2 separate regions of the Homo sapiens genome follow, and region 2 is linked to region 1. A link is an interaction called in ENCODE POLR2A ChIA-PET data of the cell type or tissue named here. Cell type or tissue: Caco-2. All regions are shown on one strand. Links, peaks and the distances in the headings refer to the core of each region. The heading gives the core; the rest is flanking DNA.

The links. Peaks named below come from ENCODE experiments on the same cell type or tissue, not always from the same donor. Only the 100,000 strongest peaks of a DNase experiment are listed, where the experiment ranks them.
Region 2: POLR2A ChIA-PET joins it to region 1 with 6 read pairs; 5 of 35 experiments call an interaction of 5 or more read pairs at or near these places.

What each region holds. Positions count from the first base shown.
Region 1 is chr1:151,514,910-151,525,917 of GRCh38, reverse strand. It overlaps CGN (cingulin), which reads right to left. Exons shown (of 21, transcript NM_020770.3): 2 at 6,526-7,412; 3 at 5,652-5,752; 4 at 5,435-5,504; 5 at 5,227-5,322; 6 at 2,357-2,484; 7 at 1,560-1,692; 8 at 1,032-1,244; 9 at 128-276. The coding sequence starts at 7,398. Among named protein-coding and RNA genes, the nearest start is that of CGN, 9.0 kb to the right of the region's middle. RefSeq lists enhancers at 1,205-2,404, 2,359-2,894. In Caco-2, for the core only: no CTCF peak of the experiment used is centred there; no DNase peak of the experiment used is centred there.
Region 2 is chr1:151,412,634-151,422,833 of GRCh38, reverse strand. All of the region lies in intron 10 of POGZ (pogo transposable element derived with ZNF domain), which reads left to right. Among named protein-coding and RNA genes, the nearest start is that of PSMB4, 18 kb to the right of the region's middle. In Caco-2, for the core only: no CTCF peak of the experiment used is centred there; a DNase peak (open chromatin) is centred at 6,393.

The DNA.
Region 1 (11,008 bases), core at 1,440-9,439:
CTGGGAAACAAGAGCGAAACTCTGTCCCAAAAAATAAATTAAAATTAAAATTAAAATTAAAAATTAAAAAAAAGAAAGGAAGTGGCATATGAATCATGGGTATTTCTGAGAGGGCCAATGTCCTTACTCCTGCTTGGTGGCTCTAAGATCCTCCTTGTTCTTCTGGAACATACTCTGCCAATGCCCTGTCTCCTCTGAAGTCTCCTCCAGCTCCCTCTGCAGCCCTCGCACAAGGGCTGACATCTTCTGCCTCTCGGCCTCCAGCACTGCATGGTCCTAGAGAAGGGGAGAGTTGGACACCAGAAGGCTCAGAGGGAAGAGGTCACTTCAAATCAAAGTGTGAGTGTGTACAAGGAAAGGCTTAGACCCAGAGGGCACCATGCCAGGTGCACCCCCTGACACTCTTGTGGTACCTGGTACAATGCTAGCAGAGATTCTCTCCTCAAGTCACAGTCCACCCCTCTATCATCTACAGGAAACCTCCCCAGTTATTTCCCCTTGGGACTTTTTATTTTTAGGGGGACAGAGTCTCGCTGTGTTGCCCAGGGTGAAGTGCAATGGCATGATCTCGGCTCACTGCAACCTCCGCTTCCTTGGTTCAAGCGATTCTCCTGCCTTAGCCTCCCAAGTAGCTAGGACTACAAGTACGCATCACTACACCCAGCTAAGTTTTTGTATTTTTGGCAGAGATGGGGTTTCTCCATGTTACCCAGGCTGGTCTCTAACTTCCTGAGCTCAAGCAGTCCACCCGCCTCAGCCTCCCAAAGTGCTGGGATTACATGCATGAGCTACCGCACCCAGTCCCCCTTGGGACTTTTGTCACACAACCTCAAGGTACTTCTGGCCTGTACTCCCTCCCTCTGCCCCTATAGTTTTCCTGCCCAAGGTTTTCAGCAGATCTCACTGTGTCCTTTAGGAGGAGAGGGGGAGTTCCCAGTTGCAACCATGAAAAGTCCAAAAGTCCAAGATCCCAAGGCAGCCTTGTTCTCCAGCAGTGCCCTCCTCTCTCAGACCCTGCTCTTGTCACATGCCTGGGTTGCATCTTGCATGCTCCTGCGGAGCTGCTCTGTGTCTCGCTGGTACTGCTGCCGGACATGTTCCACCTCCTGGTCACGGGAGGCTACCTCCTCTTTCAGGGCCCCCTTCAGGGCTGTCAACTCCCGCTCCCGCAGCCTCAGCTGCTCCTCTACTCGCTGTTTCCCCTCCAAGACCTCTTCCAGAAGTTCCCGGGTCTCTAACAGGTCCTGGAGAAAATAAAGGAAGAAGTACAGGGGTGACCATATTAGAATCCATCTGTTTATCAATTCACTGAGTCAAAAAATATTTATCGTATTAGGCACAGTACCAGGTGCTCTAGTACCAGTACTGGAGCCCAGAATGATAGGTTTCCTTTATCCTAACTCTAGTCCCAACACACCATTGAATCTACCTGAAAGCACACTGAGTACCTGTAATCAGCCACCCACTCCTCATACTTTGGGGAAACCATGGATGAGCAGACTTGAGGATGCTCCAACTGAGAAAAAGCAGAGGCTGGGGCATATGACCCCAGACCCTACCTTCAGTAACACCTCCTTAGCAGGCTCAGGACCCTGGACATGTTTCAGCTTGTTCTGCAGCTCCATCACCTGGGTCTCCAGCCCATGTCGTAAATCTTCACCCTGGTCCAAGAGGCGCTTCATGTTCTGGAGCCTAATAATAGATAACATTATTGCACACTATGTGTCAGGCAGTTCTCTAAACGCATCATATATTTTAATTCATATTTATTAATGCATTTAAACTTCCTTCCTTCAAATCTTGATGAGGCCTCCCCTGATTTTTGCAACCTGCCCCGCTACAACCTGGCCCTCCTGATCTGCCTTACCCTGTTGTATTTACTGCCTTCTCGTGTGTTACAAATTTACTTGCAAAATATGTTTGTTTACTGTCTGTTCCCTCTCAGTAGAAACTAAGCTTCTGGAGAGCGAGCCCTTCATCTATAGGGTTCACTGATGTGTCTTGGGAACCTAGATTAATGCCTGTCACAGCATTCTTGATGAAACATCTGCTGAATGGATGACTGAATCCTTACAATGATCCTGTGAGGTAGGTACTATTATTAAGTCTATTTTATAGCTTAAGAATCTGAGACAGAGGCAAACCCAGGTAGCTTAACTCCAAATCATGCACTACCACCATTATTGATAAAGAAGGTAGAGAGAAAGGCCCTATCCTGTCCTTAAACCAACACTGCCCCTTTCAGCTTCTGGAGATTTCCTTCTGTCTCCTTCAACCCTAGGGGCAAAGAGGGAGTGGCCTCTAAACCTGGCCTAGGCCCCCAAGCAGCCCGAGGTGCGCCACCAGCTGCACTCACTCCTTGTTGCTCTGCTGGGCCTCCCCCTTCCTCCTCTCCAGCAGCTCCTGCAGTCGGCTGCACTCTTCTGTTTTCTCCTCCAGCTGCCGCTCCAGCCCAACTTGGGATGGCTCTAGCTTCTGCCGCTTCTGTAAAAGGGAATGAGAGTACAGCAGGTAGAGGGTAGGGAAAGCCTCTCAGAAAGACTCAGAATAATGGGAATGTCTAACACTCATTGGACACTTGCTGTATGATAGACACTATACTTAGGACCTTATGTGTATTATCCACATCTAATCCTCATAACTAGCCTTGGTACTTGTGATGATGTAAAATATGTTCACAAATTATCTGACATTTCTTTCAAAAGATAAAGCCTAATTCTGTTTGCCTCGAGCACGGGCTTGACTTAGGGGCTTCCTTCTAACAAACAGAAAAAGGAGGACGTGATGAGTAAATTCTGATGTTAGGTCATAAAAAGGCATTGCAGCTTTTCTCTTGGATCCCTCACTCTGGGAAAAAAATAGCTGTTATATTGTGAGGATACTCAAAAGTAGCTCTGTGAGGAAGGCCAAACAGCCAGGAACTGAGGTTTACAACCAACAGCCATTTGATTAAGCTGGGTTTTTATTATTTTTATTGATTTTTTTTTTTTCTTGGTGTTTTGTTTTGAGATGGAGTTTTGCTCTTGCCTAGGCTGGAGTGCAATGGCGAGATCTCAGCTCACCGCAACCTCCACCTCCCGGGTTCAAGCAATTCTCGTGCCTCAGCCTCCTAAGTAGCTGGGATTACAGGCATGCATCACCTCACCTGGCTAATTTTTGTATTATTAGTAGAGACAGGGTTTCTCCATGTTGGTCAGGCTGGTCTCAAACTCCCGACCTCAGGTAATCTGTCCACCTCAGCCTCCCACAGCGCCCGGCCTGGTTTTTTGTTTTTTTTGTTTGTTTGTTTTTTGAGATGGAGTCTCGCTCTGTTGCCCAAGCTGGAGTGCAGTGGCGCAATCTCGGCTCATGGCAACCTCTGCCTCCCAGGTTCAAGCAAGTCTCCCTGCCTCAGCCTCCCAAGCAGCAGGGATTACAGATGCCTGCCACCATGCCCAACTAATTTTTGTATTTTCAGTAGAGACAGGGTTTCACCATGTTGGCCAGGCTGGTCTCAAACTCCTGACCTCAGGTGATCCACCCACCTCAGCCTCCCAAAGGGCTGGGATTATGGGTGTGAGCCATTGCACCCAGCCAATTAAGCTGGTTTTGTCTATCTTATTCATTAAACTGGTTTTGTTTGCTTCATTCACTTATTTATATTTTTTTGAGACAGGGTCTTGCTCTGGCACCCAGGCTGGAGTGCAGCAGTGCAATCACAGCTCACTGCAGTCTTAACCTCCTGGGCTCAAAAAATCCTCCCACTTCAGTCTCCTAAGTAGCTGGAACTACAGGCACATGCCATCACATCTGGCTAATTTTTTGTAGAGGCGGGTTCTCACTATGTTGCCCAGGCTGGTCTCAAACTCCTGGGTTCAAGTGGTCCTCCCACCTTGCCCTCCCAAAGTGCTGGGATTATAGGCGTAAGCCACCATGCCTGGCCCTGAGTAAGCCATTTTAGAAGCAGATCCTCCAATTTACTTCTTTTGGCCACAGCCAGAAGCTGGACTGGAACCTTATAACAGGCTCAGAGCCACAATTACCCTGTTAAGCTGATCCCAGGTTCTTCATCCTCAGACTCTGGGAAATGCTTTTTTTTTGAGAAAGAGTTTCACTCTTGTTGCCCAGGCTGGAGTGCAATGGCAGGATCTCAGCTCACCACAACCTCCACCTCCCGGGTGCAAGTAATTCTCCTGCCTCAGCCTCCCAAGTAGCTGGGATTACAGGCATGTGCCACCATACCAGGCTAATTTTGTATTTTTAGTAGAGACAGGATTTCTCCATGTTGGTCAGGCTGGTCTCAAACTCCCAACCTCAGGTGATCTGCCTGCCTCAGCCTCCCAAAGGATTACAGGTGTGAGCCACTGCGCCCGGCTGGGAAATGTTTGTTTAAAGCTATTGAGTTTTGGGTAATTTGTTACACAGCAATAGTTAATTAATATAGTACTATCATAATCCCCACTTTACAATTTAGGAAACAGAGGCTTAGAACATTTAAAGAACTTGCCCAAGGTCAGTTACACAGCCAACAAGTAACAGAACCAGGATTTGAACCCAGTTAGTTTGGCTCCACAGCCAATCACTTAATCATTACACTACAGTGATTTCCAAAAGACAAGGGAAGTTACAATCCAACATTTATTGAGCACCAACTACACACAAACCAATATGATGAAAGGCAGAAGACATGTTTTTAAAAAGGGTACACTGGCTTTAGAATAAGACTGACCCGGATTTTTTCATTCCTCTCTGCAACTTACTACCATAGGCAATTTACTTAGCCTCTCTGATCTTCAGTTTTCTCATCAGAAAAGGGTCCAGAATAGGTATTCACAGGGTAACTATAATGATTACAGTACCCAGGACAGTACATACTACCAAAATTATACTCAATAAATGATAGCTACTACTATTGCCATTATTATGATAATGATAAAAAAAAATTGAGGCACAGAGAATGTAAGTAATTTTCTTAAGTTTTATATAGCTAGTAAGGGGCAGAGCCAGGATGGGAACTCCCAAAGGGAGTGGAATGGAAGGTAGGTAGATTCCTAATGTGCTCTGCCTCCCTAACCCCCACAGAACCCCAGAAGTCCTTCCTGGAATTAGTACACATTCTTGTCTCTTGTCTCATAAGACACAAACATGCTTGTTCCATTGCTTAGAAGGGTCAGCTCAGCCCATCTCCAGGCCAAGGCTTTTTCCCTGTTTTCCTTCATGCCTCCGGCACCTCTAACCTTTCCTTACCTTCACCTCTTCATCCAGCTTTCGCTGTAGCTCCTCCACTTTTCGGGTAAGCTCACCCTGCCCTGCCACGGCCTTAGTAGAACCAGAAGAAACCATCTGCCAGAGATATGGGGGGTGTGGGGGAAGGGAGTGAGTCCAAGTCTGGATCCCCTGAGGCCCTCAAAGCTCTAACCTTGACCCTTGCTCCCATCCAGAGAAGGCCACTCACCACTAGAGGCTGCATCTTCTCCAGCACCAAACTAACCTTCCTCCTCACAGAGGTTTCACTTTCTGAGCTTCTAGAGGATAAAAGGATAGAAGCAAGGGTTAGGGGAGGAAAGAGGTAGCAGAGATCAGGAAAGGGTAAAATCAGGGAAGATGGGAAACAAAGCTAGAAGAAAAAGAAGGAGGGGTATGCCTCTGTTGTTGGGGGGGCCCCCACTCACCCCTCCCTCAGGATGCCATAGATGGTGGCCTTCATATGGTCCACACTGCCTGGTGGGGCTGCCTCCTGCTGGTCTCGAAGGAGGTCTGGAGTTGATTTGAACTGTTAAAAAAAAAGAAAAAGAAAAAAAAAAGAAAGAAAGAAAGAAATAGGAAGATTAGGCCAGAAGCATGCGTGGGGTTCAGATGGAGGAGAAGTGGCAGTCTCAGGTCAAGTCCCTTCAAGCATGATGAACAATCCTGAAATGCAGCAAGGAAAACATGCTGTGGAGGCCTGAGCAACAGGCCAGGGAGAGGCCAACACAGGATGCACCTCTGCACTGTTGCTGTAAACCAGATTTTCCTCAACAAACATCTCAACCAGCTGCAAACTGTGCCACAAGTGATTTGTCACTAATGGTAGTTAACATGCTAGAGTTTATAAATAATTTACTTTTAAAACAGACTTACGTTTCTCTCAAAGTAAAGTCACTCCCTCACTTACTTACATTCCTGAGTAGGAGAGAAAGGTGTGGAATTTTGGCAAGAGCACCAAGGAAACTGCTCTTATCCTCCAAGCCCGCCTTACATATTCTGCAGACCTTGCAAATGCTGGTGACTGAGCCATAGTTAATGGTTGTGGCAATGACAACTAGGTCCAAACTTGTGAATAGTGATTTTATAGCTTGCTCCATTTTCTTTAGAATTTTACCCATGGAAATATCCTGTGCATGTGAATATCACCTATTTTGTGGACAGATACAGTAGAGAACAAAAGGCAGAGAGTTTCTGCCTAGGCTATTTGAATTAGCAAGGAGGCTCATGGCTGGTGGGTAAAAGCTGATGAGAAGGGAGAAGGGGCTGACATTTAGAAGTCAGGGAGGGGCTGGGTCTGACCTGCAGCATGGTGGGGTCCTGTGCACTCCTCCGCGGCTCCTCAAAACTCTGAAGGACCCAGTCCTGAGTCTGACGAGAACGGCTAAAGCCACTGAGAGGACTCAGGTTCTGGCTCTGGGCTGGCTGCTTCGAAGTGCCCACATGGTTGTCATATTTTGTGCTAGAGGTCCAGTGGTTGGTGGACTGGCGCTCCCGTTCCTCAAAGGTGTCCCGTGGGAGGCGGCTGTCCAGGCTCTTGCTCCGTTTGCGCTGTTCAGGGGGTAGCATCCGTGTTCGGCGGCCAGTCCGACCCCGGGCCTGGCCTCCAAGTTGACTGTCAAACTTGTTGATGAGTGAGTCCACTGAAGACAGGGGAGCAGTGTCAATGGTGCTACCTGGGGAAGCCACTTTCGGGGCTAGCTCCAGCATGCTGTTGCTTCTGTTACTAGGATCCACTGGGCCAGGGCCTGCCAGTGAGGCCTGGGAGTGGGAACGGAGTAGCTTTCCATTCCAGTAGGCCCCAGGCTCCTCATCAGATGTGCTGCTCTGCGAGGGGGCAGGAAATCCCTTGACCTGAGAGTAGGGGTTCTCAGGGAGTTCCAAATCTGAGCTCAGAGCTCCTGAGGCCCCTTGGTCATTGGCCCCCTTGATTTGGACCCCAAAGGAGTCACCGCCTTTCTCCCCACTGTTGAGCACCACAAAGGGCTGCCCAGCGATTCCCTGCACACGCACAGCAACCCCGTAGGTACTGGCTCTTGCATCCTTAGCTGGGCGTCGTCCACCTCGACGTAGAGTGCCCATCTCTGCACCACTCACTGGCTCTGTGATGAAGCGAATCTGGACTCCATGGTCTACGGGGCCCCGGGGCTCAGCCATGTTGGGTGCCTGCTCCATAAATAGGAGGAGTCCTAGAAGATGAAGAAATGAGTTTAGGCTGAGAGACTTCACTAGAAACTATGAAACTTCTACCTGCGGGCTGACTTCCCTGTCAGTTCCTACTAGATAAACCACTGATTCTCAGACTAACAGAAGGCCCCTGGAGAGCCTTTTAACATACCGGTTGCTGGACCTAACCTCCAGAGCTTCTGATTCAGTAGGTCTGGGTTAGGACTTGAGAATTTGCATTTCTAACCAAGTTCCCCAGGTGATACTGATGCTACTGGTCCAGGTACCACACTTTGAGACTCACTAACCTAAAAGAATCCACTTCCTCTGATACAGCCCTGGGGAGCTAGGCTTTGTTAAAAGTTTAAAGATTTTGCTTGATGGCCAGGAGCAGTGGCTCACACCTGTAATCCCACCACTTTGGAAGGCCAAGGCGGGTGGACTGCTTGAGCTCAGGAGTTCAAGACCAGTCCGGGCAACATGGTGAAACCCCATCTCTACAAAAAATACAAAAATAAACTGGGCCTGGTGGTGCACACCTGTAATCCCAGCTACTTGGGAGGCTGAGGTGGGAGGATCACTTGAGCTTGAGAGAGGCTGCAGTGAGCAGTGATTATGCCACTGTTCTCCAGCCTGGGTGACAGAGTGAGACCCTGTCTCAAAAAAAAAAAAAAAGATTTTACTTGATCTTCATACATACATATAATACCACCATGTGGCCAGGTACAGTGGCTCATGCCTATAATCCCAGCACTTTGGGAGGCTGAGGCAGGTGGATCACCTGAGGTCAGGAGTTCAAGACCAGCCTGACCAACACGGTGAAACCTTGTCTCTACTAATAATACAAAAACTTAGCTAGGCGTGGTGGCGCATGCCTGTAATCCCAGCTACTCAGGAGGCTGAAGCAGAAGAATTGCTTGAACCCGGGAGGTGGAGGTTGCAGTGAGCCGAGATTGCGCCACTGCACTCCAGCTTGGGTGACAAAAGCAAAACTCTATCTCCAAAAAAAAAAAAAAAAAACACTGTGTGCCTTCTTCCCTTCCTCCCACCAAGGGAAGGCAGAACCCACACCCTGCTGAGCAGATACCTCCATCTCACTGGAGAAAAGGGGGCCTTCTCTCCCAGAGCTCATTTAAAATATAGAAGACCTCAAAGTATATCATCCCACTTCTGGAAAGAAACTTAAAAACACTGATAGCAGTGATGCCTTTGAGGTGGAGGAACTGAGGACTAGGAACAGGGATGGGAGAGTTTCTATTCTCTGGAAGAGCAGAAAGGAGTGGACATTCTACTGTATATCTCTTATGTCCCTTTTGAATTTGGAACCACGTAGATGTATTATCTATTCAAGAAAAGGTTGTGTTTTTTTTGAGACAGAGTTTTGCTCTTGTTGCCCAGGCTGAAGTGCAATGGCGTGATCTTGGTTCACTGCAACCTCTGCCTCCCGAGTTTAAGCAATTCTCCTGCCTCAGCCTCCCGAGTAGCTGGGATTACAGGCACCTGCCACCATGCCCGGCTAATTTTTGTTTTTAGTAGAGATGGGGTTTCACCATATTGGCCAGGCTGGTCTCAAACTCCTGACCTCAGGTGATCTGCCCGCCTCAGCCTCCCAAAGTGCTGGGATTACAGGCATGAGCCACGCACCCAGCCAAAAATATTTAAATGTGGTTTAAAAACTGTGCCACTCGGCCGGGCATGGTGGCTCACGCCTGTAATCCCAGCATTTTCAGAGGCCAAGGCGTGTGGATCACCTGAGGTCAGGAGTTTGAGACCAGCCTGACCAACATGGTGAAACCCTGTCTCTACTAAAAATACAAAATCAGCCGGGCGTGGTAGCGGGGGCCTGTAATCCCAGCTGCTCGGGAGGCTGAGGCAGGAGAATCGCTTGAACCTGGGAGACGGAGGTTACAGTGACCCAAGATCACGCCATTGCACTCCAGCCTGGGCAACAAGAGTGAAACTCTATCTCAAAAAAAAAAAAAAAAAGTGCCACTTTAAGGGGCCCCAGGTCAGGTAAACTTGTCTCAGCTGAGAGCCAGAGCCAACACCATCCATAGGCCAGCTTCCCAGGTCCACATTGCTAAAGCTCAGAGTCAGCAAATGGAATGTATTCCAGGTATGCTCTGGCTCCAGGAACTTGGGGGAGAGATTGTCTTCCAAGCAAATAAAAAAATTCAGCTTCCCCACCCCTTCTGCTAGTCTCCACCAGAGCCTAGCACCAAACTGGAGGATGAGCCTCTAACGTGCCAGACAGAAACACAAACATACCCAACTCAACCTCCCCATGGAGTTCTGGGCCAAGGAAACTTGGCAAGGCCCCTTTCAGGGACTGTAAAGTGCTAGCAAGCCAGGGTGAGATGAGAAGGGAGGGGAAGGGATGGGAGAGGCAGAGCTACAGGTGACAAAGGGCTTGGTGGGGAAGGTCTATCTGAAGAAGAGCATTCTTAGAATTCCCAGCAATTCTCAAGAGAAAGGAACAGGGAGAGAAGAGCCCTTTATTAGGAATTGTTCTTCATCTTTTTGGCCCTGGGACTCCATGAGAAAATGATGAAAGCAATACACTCTCCCTGAGGAGACAGCACATCCAAACTTTTATCACCCCATCTTAAAAGGCTTGTGAAGGCAGACAGGTAAAGTAGTTCTCCAAACCACTCATCCAGTAGAAGAAAATGCACTGGGCTAGAGTCAGGATCTGGTCTGGAATCCTGTCTCTGCTCTTCACCTGATGTATGCAACCTGAGGCAAATCACAACTTTTCTGGTGTGGTGGCTCACGCCTGTAATCCCAGCATTTTGGGAGGCCAAGGTGTGTGGATCACTTGAACTCGGGAGTTTGAGACCAGCCTGAGCAATATGGCAAAACCCCATCTCTACAAAAAATACAAAAAACTAGCCGAGTATGGTGGTACACACCTGTAGTCCCAGCGACTTAGGAGGCTGAGGCAGGAGGATCACCTGAGCCCAGGAGGTTGAAGCTGCAGTGAGCTGTAATTGCACCACTGCACTCCAGCTTGGGCAATAGAGTAAGACTCTGTCTCAAAAACAACAACGACAACAAAAAACCCACAACTTTTCTGTGCCTCAGTTTCCTCATCTGTAAAATGGGTATAATGATAATACCCCACAAGGTTATTATCTGTGAGAATGAGATAATAAATAATTATATGGGCATATACAATGATAAAAAAGTACCAAGTTATACCCTTAAGATCTTTGTACTTTATTTAGGCCAGGCGCAGTGGCTCATGCCTGTAATCCCAACACTTTGGGAGGCTGAGATAGGCAGATCACCTGAAGTCAGAAGTTCAATAACAGCCCGGCCAACATGGTGAAACCCCACGTCTACTAAAAATACAAAAATTAGCTGTGCGTGGTGGTGCACGCCTGGAATCCCAGCTACTGGGGAGGCCGAGGCAGGAGAATTGCTTAAACCTGAGAGGCACAGGCTGCAGTGAGCCGAGATCCGCCAGCCTGGGTCACAGAGCAGGACTCCATCTCAAAAAAAAAAAAAAAGATGTTTGTACTTTATTGAACTTGGGTTCTAATTTAATAAAAAGGAGAGAAAAACAAGATATTAAACATGAAAACATTTAGCATGTGACTATCACAAAGCTGACAAC
Region 2 (10,200 bases), core at 2,010-10,009, 100 kb after region 1:
GATCACCTGAAGTCAGGAATTCGAGACCAGCCCGGCCAACATGGCGAAGCCCCATCTCTACTAAAAATGCAAAAATTAGCTGGGTGTGGTGGCGGGCACCTGTAATCCCAGCTACTCGGGAGGCTGAGACAGGAGAATCGCTTGAACCCGGGAGGCGGAGGTTGCAGTGAGCTGAGATCATGCCATTGCACTCCAGTCTGGGCAACAAGAGCAAAACTCCATCTCCAAAAAAAAAAAGATAATATTATGAAGTACTTTATCATTAAGACAGTGCTTTCAGTGAAATATAAGGTAAGCTGGAATGTTTTTCTACACTGTACATTTTATAGATAGATGTAGGCTGAACATAAGCTCAAAGAAATTGAGTCATTTGCTTATGAGCGTACACCTCTAAATACACCTCTACTGGGGATACATAGTGAGGATTTAAGCCCAGTATTGAGAATACTTCTCATGTCCTTTACGGGATTTCCAGTTTTGTTGTAAAGACAAAAATTATGTAAATATAGGAAAATGTGAGAACAAGATAGTATATTATAAACATAGACATTTTAAGATATCATTGATAGGTGAAATACTTCAGAGAAGGGAAAAAATCCTTGTGGCTAGGTTTCCAAGAAAGTCGTGCTTAAATTTAAGAAAGGTTTAGATGGATGGAGAGTAGTAAGAAAAGCTTTTAGGTGATTGAAAACAGCATGATCAAAAGCATAGAAGACATATGCATATTATCTGGATGCATTTGCTACAAGTAAAAATCCTTAACTAAAAATGAATTAAACAATAAGGACTGGGTGTGGTGGCTCACACCTGTAATCCCAGCACTTTGGGAGGCTTAGGTGGGTGGATCAGTTGAGGCCAGGGGAGACCAGTCTGGCCAACATGGCAAAACCACATCTCTACTAAAAATACAAAAATTCGCTGGCTGTGGTGGTGTGCGCAGGTAATCCCAACTACTCAGGAAGCCAAGGCATGAGAATCACTTGATCCCAGGAGGTAGAGGTTGCAGTGAGCTGAGATCGCACCACTGCACTCCAGCCTGGATGACAGAGCGAGTCTCTGTCTCAAAACAAAAGAAAACAATAAGAATATCTGTTATATCATTTAACTGAGAGATACAGAAATGGATGCTTCAGCCTAGAATTTGACTGCCCTGCTGGTTTTCAACAATTCTCTTGTCTCTGGCTCATAGCAGGGTGGCTGTATAAGTGTCAGGCACTATGTCCAGATAAAAAATTGTTAGACAAAGAAGAGATCTTATCTTCCCATCTTTCTTTCTTGAATCTGTTTTCTTATGAGTGAGAATTGCTTTCCTTTTATATCTCTTTGACCATTTATTGGCAAGGGAAGTGGGATTGACATTAATGGCTTACAGTAACACTAGGCAGTAGAAATACGCAAGCTTCATGAGTAATTTTAATTTTTTTCACTTTAAATACAGTAGCGCTCCCTTATCCTCAATTTTTCTTTCTTGAATCTGTTTTCTTATGAGTGAGAATTGCTTTCCTTTTATATCTCTGACCATTTATTGGCAAGGGAAGTGGGATTGACATTAATGGCTTACAGTAACACTAGGCAGTAGAAATATGCAAGCTTCATGAGTAATTTTAATTTTTTTCACTTTAAATACAGTAGCGCTCCCTTATCCTCAATTTTAGTCTCAATCACAGTCCAAAACTAGGTGAGTGCAGTACAATAAGATTATTGAGAGAGACACCACATTCACATAACTTTTATTACAGTATATTGTTATAATTATCCTTTTATATATTATATATTTTTAATTGTTAATCTCTTTGCCTAATTTATAAATTAAACTTTATCATAGGTATATATATATATATATATGAAAAAACACGGTATGTATAGGGTTCAATACTATCTGAGGTTTCATGTATGCACTGGGGGTCTTGGAACGTATATTTCCCATTGGCAAAGGGCGTCTACTGTAAAGTTTAAAAAAACAGGCAAAATTAATTTTAACAGCATATTTTATTCAGTATATTAAAAATATTTCAACATGAACTCAAAATTTAAAATTAATGAGATATTCGTCATTCTTTTTTCCTCCATTAAAAAACAGATCTTTTGAAATACAAATCTAAATTGGGTTTGAGCTTACCACATTTTAAGTGTTCACTAGATACATGTTGCTGGTGCCACCATATTAGACAGTGAAACTTTGGACTAATCATTTGGGAGTAGAATGTATATTAGAATCAACCGGGCCAGGTGCAGTGGTTCACACCTGTAATCTCAGCACTTTGAGAGGCCGAGGCAGGCAGATTGAGCTTAGGAGTTCAAGACCAGCCTGGGCAGCATGGAGAAACCCCGTCTCTACAAAAAAAATACAAAAATTGGGTGTGGTGGCGCACGCCTATAGTCGTAGCTACTCAGGAGGTAGAGGTGGGAGGATTGCTTGAGCCCAGTAGGTCAAGGCTAGAGTGAACCATGATCACGCCACTGCACTCCAGCTTGGATAACAGAGCAAGACTCTGTCTCAAAAAACAAAGAATCAATGGTAACACTGCAGTGTAGTGCCAGGGTAGCCAGCTTGGTCTAGAATAGGACTCACGATTCTTCACTGTCAGTAATGTGAAGCCAGAGTAACTCATCCATACCTCTTAGTGAAAACACCAGTTTTTTGAGACAACAGGGTCTTGCTCTGCCACCCAGGCTGGGGTGCAGTGACGCAATCTTAGCTCACTGCAGCCTCGAACCCCTGGGCTCAAGCAGTCCTCCCACCTCAGCCTCCTGAGTAGCTGGGACTGTAGGCATATGCCACCACACCCAGCTAATTTATTCCTTTTCTTGGGGGTAGAGACAGGGTCTTGCTGTGTTGCCCAGTCTGGGCACCTAACTCATTTTTACGCGTAATATGGGGGGTGGGTTTTGTTATTCCGAAGTTCCACAAATAATAAAATTACACAGAGGGAAGATAAGTTTTTCCTTATGGAAAAGAAACAATGTAGACCCTCATTGATCTTTTTTCTCTTGGTTTCCCTGACTTAATTTTTGAGTCTCTTATGACAAGATTTTATGCTTACCAAAATCACCTTTCCTTAGCATATATCAATTTTATTCTTGCAGTCTTTCGTAATTTCCTTTTTTGCACCCTTGACAGATCTGGCATGAAAGTAGTTTTTTTTTTTTTTTTTTTTTTTTTTTGAGACAGGGTCTCACTCTGTTAGCCAAGCTGGAGTGCAGTGGCACAATCTTGGCTTACTGCAATCTCCACTTCCCAGGCTAAGATGATCCTCCCAACTCAGCCTCCTGAATAGCTGGTACTACAGACACATGCCACTATGCCCAGCTAATTTTGGGGGGTTTTTTGTTTTGGGGGGTGTTTTTTGTAGAGATAGGGTTTTGCCATGCTGCCCAGGCTGGTCTCAAATTATTGAGCTCGAGCAATCCACCCACCTCAGCCTCAAAGTGCTGTGATTACTGGTGTGAGCCACCGTGCTCAGCTTTTTTTTTGGGAGACAATCGCTCTGTCACCTAGGCTGGAGTGCAGTGGCGCAGTCTTGGCTCTCTGCAACCTCTACCTCCTAGGTTCAAGCAATTATTGTGCCTCAGTCTCCCAAGTTCCTGGGATTACATGCATGTGCCACCATGCCCAGTTAATTTTTTTGTTTGTTTATTTTTAGTAGAGATGGGGTTTCGCCGTGTCGTTCAGGCTGGTCTCAAACTCCTGGCCTTAAATGATATACCTGCATCGGCCTCCCAAAGTGCTGGGATTATAGGCATGAGCCAGCATGCCCGGTCGAAAGTAACTTTTTTTCTTTTTTTCTTTTTTTTTTTTTTTTTTTTTTGAGACAGAGCTTCATTCTTTCACCCATGCTGGAGTACGGTGGCACAATCTCAGCTCACTACAACCTCCACCTTCTGGTTTCAAGCGATTCTCCTGCCTCAGCTTCCCAAGTAGCTGGGATTACAGGCGCCCACCACCATGCCCGGCTAATTTTTTGTATTTTTAGTAGAGACGGGGTTTCAGCATGTTAGCCAGGCTGGTCTCAAACTCCTGACCTCGTGATCCACCCACCTTAGCTTCCCAAAGTGCTAGGATTACAGGCATGAGCCACCGTGCCCAGCCCAAAAGTAGCTTTTTCAAAAAAAAGAATTGATGCATAATAGGTGTACATGGTTTAGGGATGCATGTGATAATCTAATATACATTTATATAATCTGTAAATATTAAATCAGTGTACTTGGAATATTCATCACTCTATGTGTTTATGCTAGAAACATTCAAATTATTCTCTTCTAGCTATTTTAAAATTTACAACAGGTTATTGTAAACTATAGTCACCCTACTGATCTACTAGGTCTTATTTCTTCTTTCAAACCATATATTTGTACCTGTTGATCAGCTTCTCTTCAACTCTCTACTCCCCTACTCTTCCCAGCCTCTGGTAACCACCATTCTACTCTCTCTCCATGAGATCTACTTTTTTTTTTAGCTCCCACATATGAGTGGGAACATGTGATATTTGTCTTTTTGTGCTTGGCTTACTTCACTTAGGGACTTCCAGTTCTAACCATGTGCTGCATGACAGAATTTCATTCTTTTTTGTGGCTATAATATTCCACTGGGTATATATACCACATCTTTTTTTTTTTTGAGAAGGAGTCTTGCTATGTCGCTCAGGCTGAGGTGCGGTAGTGCAATCTTGGCTCACCACAACCTCCACCTCCTGGGTTAAAGTGATTCTCCTGCCTTAGCCTCCTGAGTAGCTGGGATTACAGGCACACGCCACCACGCCCGGCTAATTTTTTTGTATTTTTTAGTGGAGACGGGGTTTTACCATGTTGGTCAGGCTGGTCTCAAACTCCTGACCTCATGAGCCACTGTGCCCAGCCACCACATCTTCTTTATTCATTCATCTGTTGGTGGGCACTTAGGTTGATTCTATATTTTGCCTATTGTGAACTGTGCAGCAATAAACATGGGAGTGCAGATACCTTTTCAAAAAGTAGCTTATTTTTACATGCTAATATTTTGGGGGATTTTTTTCCTTTTATTTTCTGAATTGTTTGTTAATTGTAGACATCATGATATTTTTCTCCTAAATATTTTAATATGTAGCTCTAAAAAATAAGGCCTTTTGTGTGTGTGTGTGTGTGTGTGTGTGTGTGTGTGTGTGTGTGGCCACAGTACCTTTGTTAAGATCTAATAGGCCGGCGCAGTGGCTCACGCCTGTACTCCCAGCACTTTGGGAGGCTGAGGCGGACGGATCACCTAAGGTCAGAAGTTCAAGACCAGCCTGGCCAACGTGGTGAAACCCTGTCTGTACTAAAAATACAAAAAATTAGTTGGGCATGGTGGTGCACACTTGTAATCCCAGCTGCTTGGGAAGCTGAGGCAGGAGAATTGCTTGAACCCGGGAGGCGGAGGTTGCAGTAAGCTGAGATCACACCATTGCACTACAGCTTGGGCAGCAAGAGTGAAACGCTGTCTCAAAAAAAAAAAAAGAGGGCCGGGCGCGGAGCCTCATGCATGTAATCCCAGCACTTTGGGAGGCCGAGGCGGGTGGATCACGAGGTCAGGATATCGAGACCATCCCAGACAACATGGTGAAACTCCATCTCTACTAAAATACAAAAAGTTAGCCGTGTGTGGTGGCACGCGCCTCTAATCCCAGCTATTCGGGAGGCTTAGGCAGGAGAATTACTTGAACCCGGGAGGCGAAGGTTGCAGTGAGCTGAGATCGCACCATTGCACTCCACCCTGGCGACAGAGCAAGACTCCGTCTCAAAAAAAAAAAAAAGATCTAACAGAATTAATCAGAAATCCTTAATAACATTCAATACCTACTTTATTTAAAAATTTTCTGAGTTGTCCCCAGAATATCAGTGGATCATTATATTTAATTGTGATAACAGTATCATCTTAATAACATTACAGGCCAAGGCATGGTGACTCATGCCTCTAATCCTAGCACTTTGGGAGGCCAAGGCGTGAGGATTGCTTGAGCCCAGGAGTTTGAGAACAGCCTGGCGAATATAGTGAGACCTTATCTCTCTCTGTTTTTGTATTTTTTTTTAATTAGCCAGGTGTGGTGGCTTGTGCCTGTAGCCCCAGCTGCTCAAGAGGCTGAGGTGGGAGGATTGTTTGAGCCCAGCAAGTCGAGCCAGCAGTGAGATATGATCACACCACTGCTCTCCAGCCTGGGTGACAGAGTAAGGCCCTATCTCAAAAAAAAAAAAAAAACCCAAAAAGTAGTATTACATTTTTATTCACACTTGTTTAAGAGCAGTGCAGTGACTTGAAGGAGCTTGTATGGCCCTAGGGTTCTTTTCATAAGTTTGTCTAATGCTGATTCTTAGTCTTTTTTGAGACAGAATCTCACCCTGTCACACAGGCTGGAATGCAGTGACGCAATCACAGCTCAGTGCAACTTAAGCCTCCTGGGTTCAGGCAGTTCTCCTGCCTCATCCTTCCAAGTAGCTGGGACTACAGGCATGTTGGCCAGGCTGGTCTCTAACTCCTAGCCTCAAGTGAGCCACCCGCTTTGGCCTCCCAGAGTGCTGGGATTACAGGCGTGAGCCACCGCACTCTGTCTGATTCATAGTCTTTTTTTTTTTCTTTTCTTTCTTTTTCTTTTTTTTTTTTTTTTTTTTTTTTTGAGATGGAGTTTCACTCTTGTCACCCAGGCTGGTGTGTGCAGTGGCACAGTCTCAGCTCACTGCAACCTCCGCGTCACAGGTTCAAGCAATTCTTCTGCCTCAGCCTCCCGAGTAGCTGGGATTACAGGCGTGCACCACCACACCCGGCTAATTTTTGTATTAGAGGCGGGGTTTCGCCATGTTGGCCAGGCTGGTCTTGAACTCCTGACTTCAGATGATCCGCCTGCCTCTGCCTCCCAAAGCTCTGAGATTACAGGCGTGAGCCAGTGCACCCGGCCCTGATTCATAGTCTTTTAATATTTATGTCTAATACAGAAATCTTAACCTGCTTGGTGGTGAGGTGTCCTGTGAGCCCCTTGAAATTACATATAAACTTTGCCTGTGTGTGTGCATTTTTCAAGGGAGAGGTTGCATAGCTTTTGTTAGTGTGAGATTTGGGACTAAAAAATGGTTAAGACTGTTAGTTATTATTCCTGTTTTCCATAGTGGCTATCTTAAGGTACATTTCTTCAAATATTCTTTTTTTTTTTTTTTTTTTTGAGACGGAGTCTCGCTCTTTTGCCCAGGCTGGAGTGCAGTGGTGCGATCTCGGCTCACTGCAAGCTCTGTCTCCTGGGTTCACGCCATTCTTCTGCCTCAGCCTCCCGAGTAGCTGGGACTACAGGCACCCACCACCACGCCCGGCTAATTTTTTTGCATTTTTAGTAGAGACGGGGTTTCATCGTGTTAGCCAGGATAGAATGGTCTCGATCTCCTGAACTCGTGATCCACCGGCCTCGGCCTCCCAAAGTGCTGGGATTACAGGCGTGAGCCACCACACCCGGCCCATTTCTTCAAATATTATAACATTTTTCTTCCTGGCATTGTTACCTCCACTTCCTGAGCATCTCATTAAAGGTAACAGATGTAGGTTATTCTAATCTTTCAAAAAATCTTGTGTTAGTGGAAAGGAGAAAGTTTGAGGAAGAAATAGGATTGAGAGAAGGATGCTTTAAGGAGCTTAACCATGTTTAGGAGTCGGAGCCTGTCGGGGTTGGGGAAGATTGAAGACAGGGAAAACAAATTGACAAAATCTTGGAATACATGGCATGATGAGGTTGGATGAGCCTTAGGAAGGTACAAGAGATCTATCCTTCCATAATTTGGAAAACAAGCAGCAGAAGTTACAGTTGTTCATGCCTATTTCCTCAAAGTAGGAGATTGTGTTAGGTGTTAAGGAGGGTGATGGTGCTCAGAGGGACAGTTAGGACAGCCACCATGGAGAATCAATTCATTTTCCCTCTTGAATCTTTTTCTGTATTAGCTCCTTCCCCTGTAGAACTGATGTGTCAAAGGTTACCAGAGATCTCTTAAATCCCCTTATATTTGAGTTCCTACCTCACTAGTTTTCTTGAGATAACACAATGTAAATCTTTTTTTTCTTTTTTTTGAGGGAGTTTCGCTCTTGTTGCCCAGGCTGGAGTGTAGTGGCGCCATCTTGGCTCACCGCAGCCTCTGCCTCCCAGCTTCAAGCGATTCTCTTGCCTCAGCCTCCCAAGTAGCTGGGACTACAGACATGCATTACTGTGCCCGGCTGATTTTGTATTTTTAGTAGAGACAGGGTTTCTCCATGTTGGTCAGGCTTGTCTTGAACTCCCAACCTCAGGTGATCCGCCTGCCTTGGCCTCCCAAAGTGTTGGGATTACAGGCATGAGCCACCGTGCCCAGCCAACACATGTAAATCTTAACCTGATGCTTGTACATTAGAAATTGCTTAATAAGTGTTTTTATTATTGATGTTGCATGACAGCTGTGAAAATAGAGCTGATAAATAGGTTATAGGAGAAAGAGTGAATGAGATTGCCCAGGGAAAACATAGACTAAGAAAGGCCTGGACAAAATATTGCTTAAAGGTGTTCTAGAAGAGAAAAATGAGAGAGGTAAACAAATCGGGGGGTGAGTGGAAAAGAGATAATATCGTTATGTTGCTAGTTAACTGTTTCCCAAACATGTGGTTAACTTTCATACCTACTTGCCTTTCCTCCTGCTTTTCTCTTGGTCCTCTCTCTGGCTGGCTGAGCCCCATTCTTTGACAATTCAGCTTTTATATGTTGTTATAGCTTTTCCTCATTCCTTTATGCAGAATTTCTTATTTATCCATGTCCTCATAGCACCTAATGTACCTGTAGACAGTGTTTCTAAATGGAGTTGCAGACCTCTTTGAGAATAAATATGAAATGTTTGAATCCTCTTCCTAGAAAAATCTACATTTTACTCTTTTGCAAATAATTTCAGAGAAAGCCTGGATTCCTAGAGGCCTGTTCCATAGACCCCAGATTAAGAACCCCTGGCTTTTGTTTGTTTGTTTTACTTTAAAAAATTACTTGGCTAGGCACAGTGGCTCATACCTGTAATTCTGGTACTTTGGGAGGCTGAGATGGGAGGATTGCTTGAGCTTGGGAGGTCAGGGTTGCAGTGAGCCATGATTGAGCCACTGCGCTCTAGCGTGCGAGACAGAACGAGACTCTGTCTCAAAACAAAAATCCAGGGTTCTCGGTAGTTAAAAAAAGAAAAAAGAATTATTTCAACTTTATTCATATTTCTTTGGCTGGGGTGTAGGGGGCTGGGGGCGGGGGGAGGTTAGACATTGTCCAGTAAATGCCCAAGGCTTTAAGCTTCCAGTTTTCATATTTGCAAAAACTTGAAACTAATTCCATTAAAGTGACAAAAATGTAAATAATCTCTCTCTTTTTGCCATACTGTATAATTAAAAATATGTAGCAGTTAAAAGTCTTACCAAAATTGGCCGGTGCACTGGCTCACACCTGTAATTCTAGCACTTTGGGAGACTGAAGTGGATTGACAAAAGGATTGCTTGAGGCCAGGAGTTTCCGACCAGCCTGGGCAACATGGCGAGACCCTGTCCCTACAAAAAAAAATTTTTTTTAATTACTTGGGCATGGTGGTGCACCACTGTAGTCCTAGCTACTTGGGAGGCTGAAACAGGAGGCTCGCTTGAGCTCAAAGGATAGTCCTAGCTACTCAGGAGGCTGCGGTGAGCTATGATCATGCTCCAGCCTGAGCAACAGTGAGATTCTGTCTCTTAAAAAAAAAAAAAAAAAAAAAAGCCCAGGCACGGTGGCTCACACCTATAATCCCAGCACTTTGGGAGGCTGGGACAGGTAGATCACCTGAGGTCAGGAGTTCGAGACCAACCTGGCCAACATGAAATTACCAAAAATTGTCTCAGAAGTTTGACAAAATTGTTCATTTGTGTCATAAAATTTTGTCAAAATTTTTTCTCATAAGCTTGACAAAATGGACAATTTCAAAGAGAGTAGGAGGTATTGGAGGCCAGCTGATTAGCAGTGGGAAATCATATGGGCTAGTACCAAGTTTTTGCCTTATTATAAGTATAGAGAAGTGACAGTTCCTACATGCAGTTTGAAATAATGGTGACAGAATGCAGGGTTTGGAATCCGAGATAGTGCCTAAATTTTGAGCTCAGGAAGAAATGGGGAAAGGAAAAAGGGAAACAGTGGTAAGACAGGAGGATGCTGAATTAGGTTAGAGTTGACGATAGAATAACCAATTTAA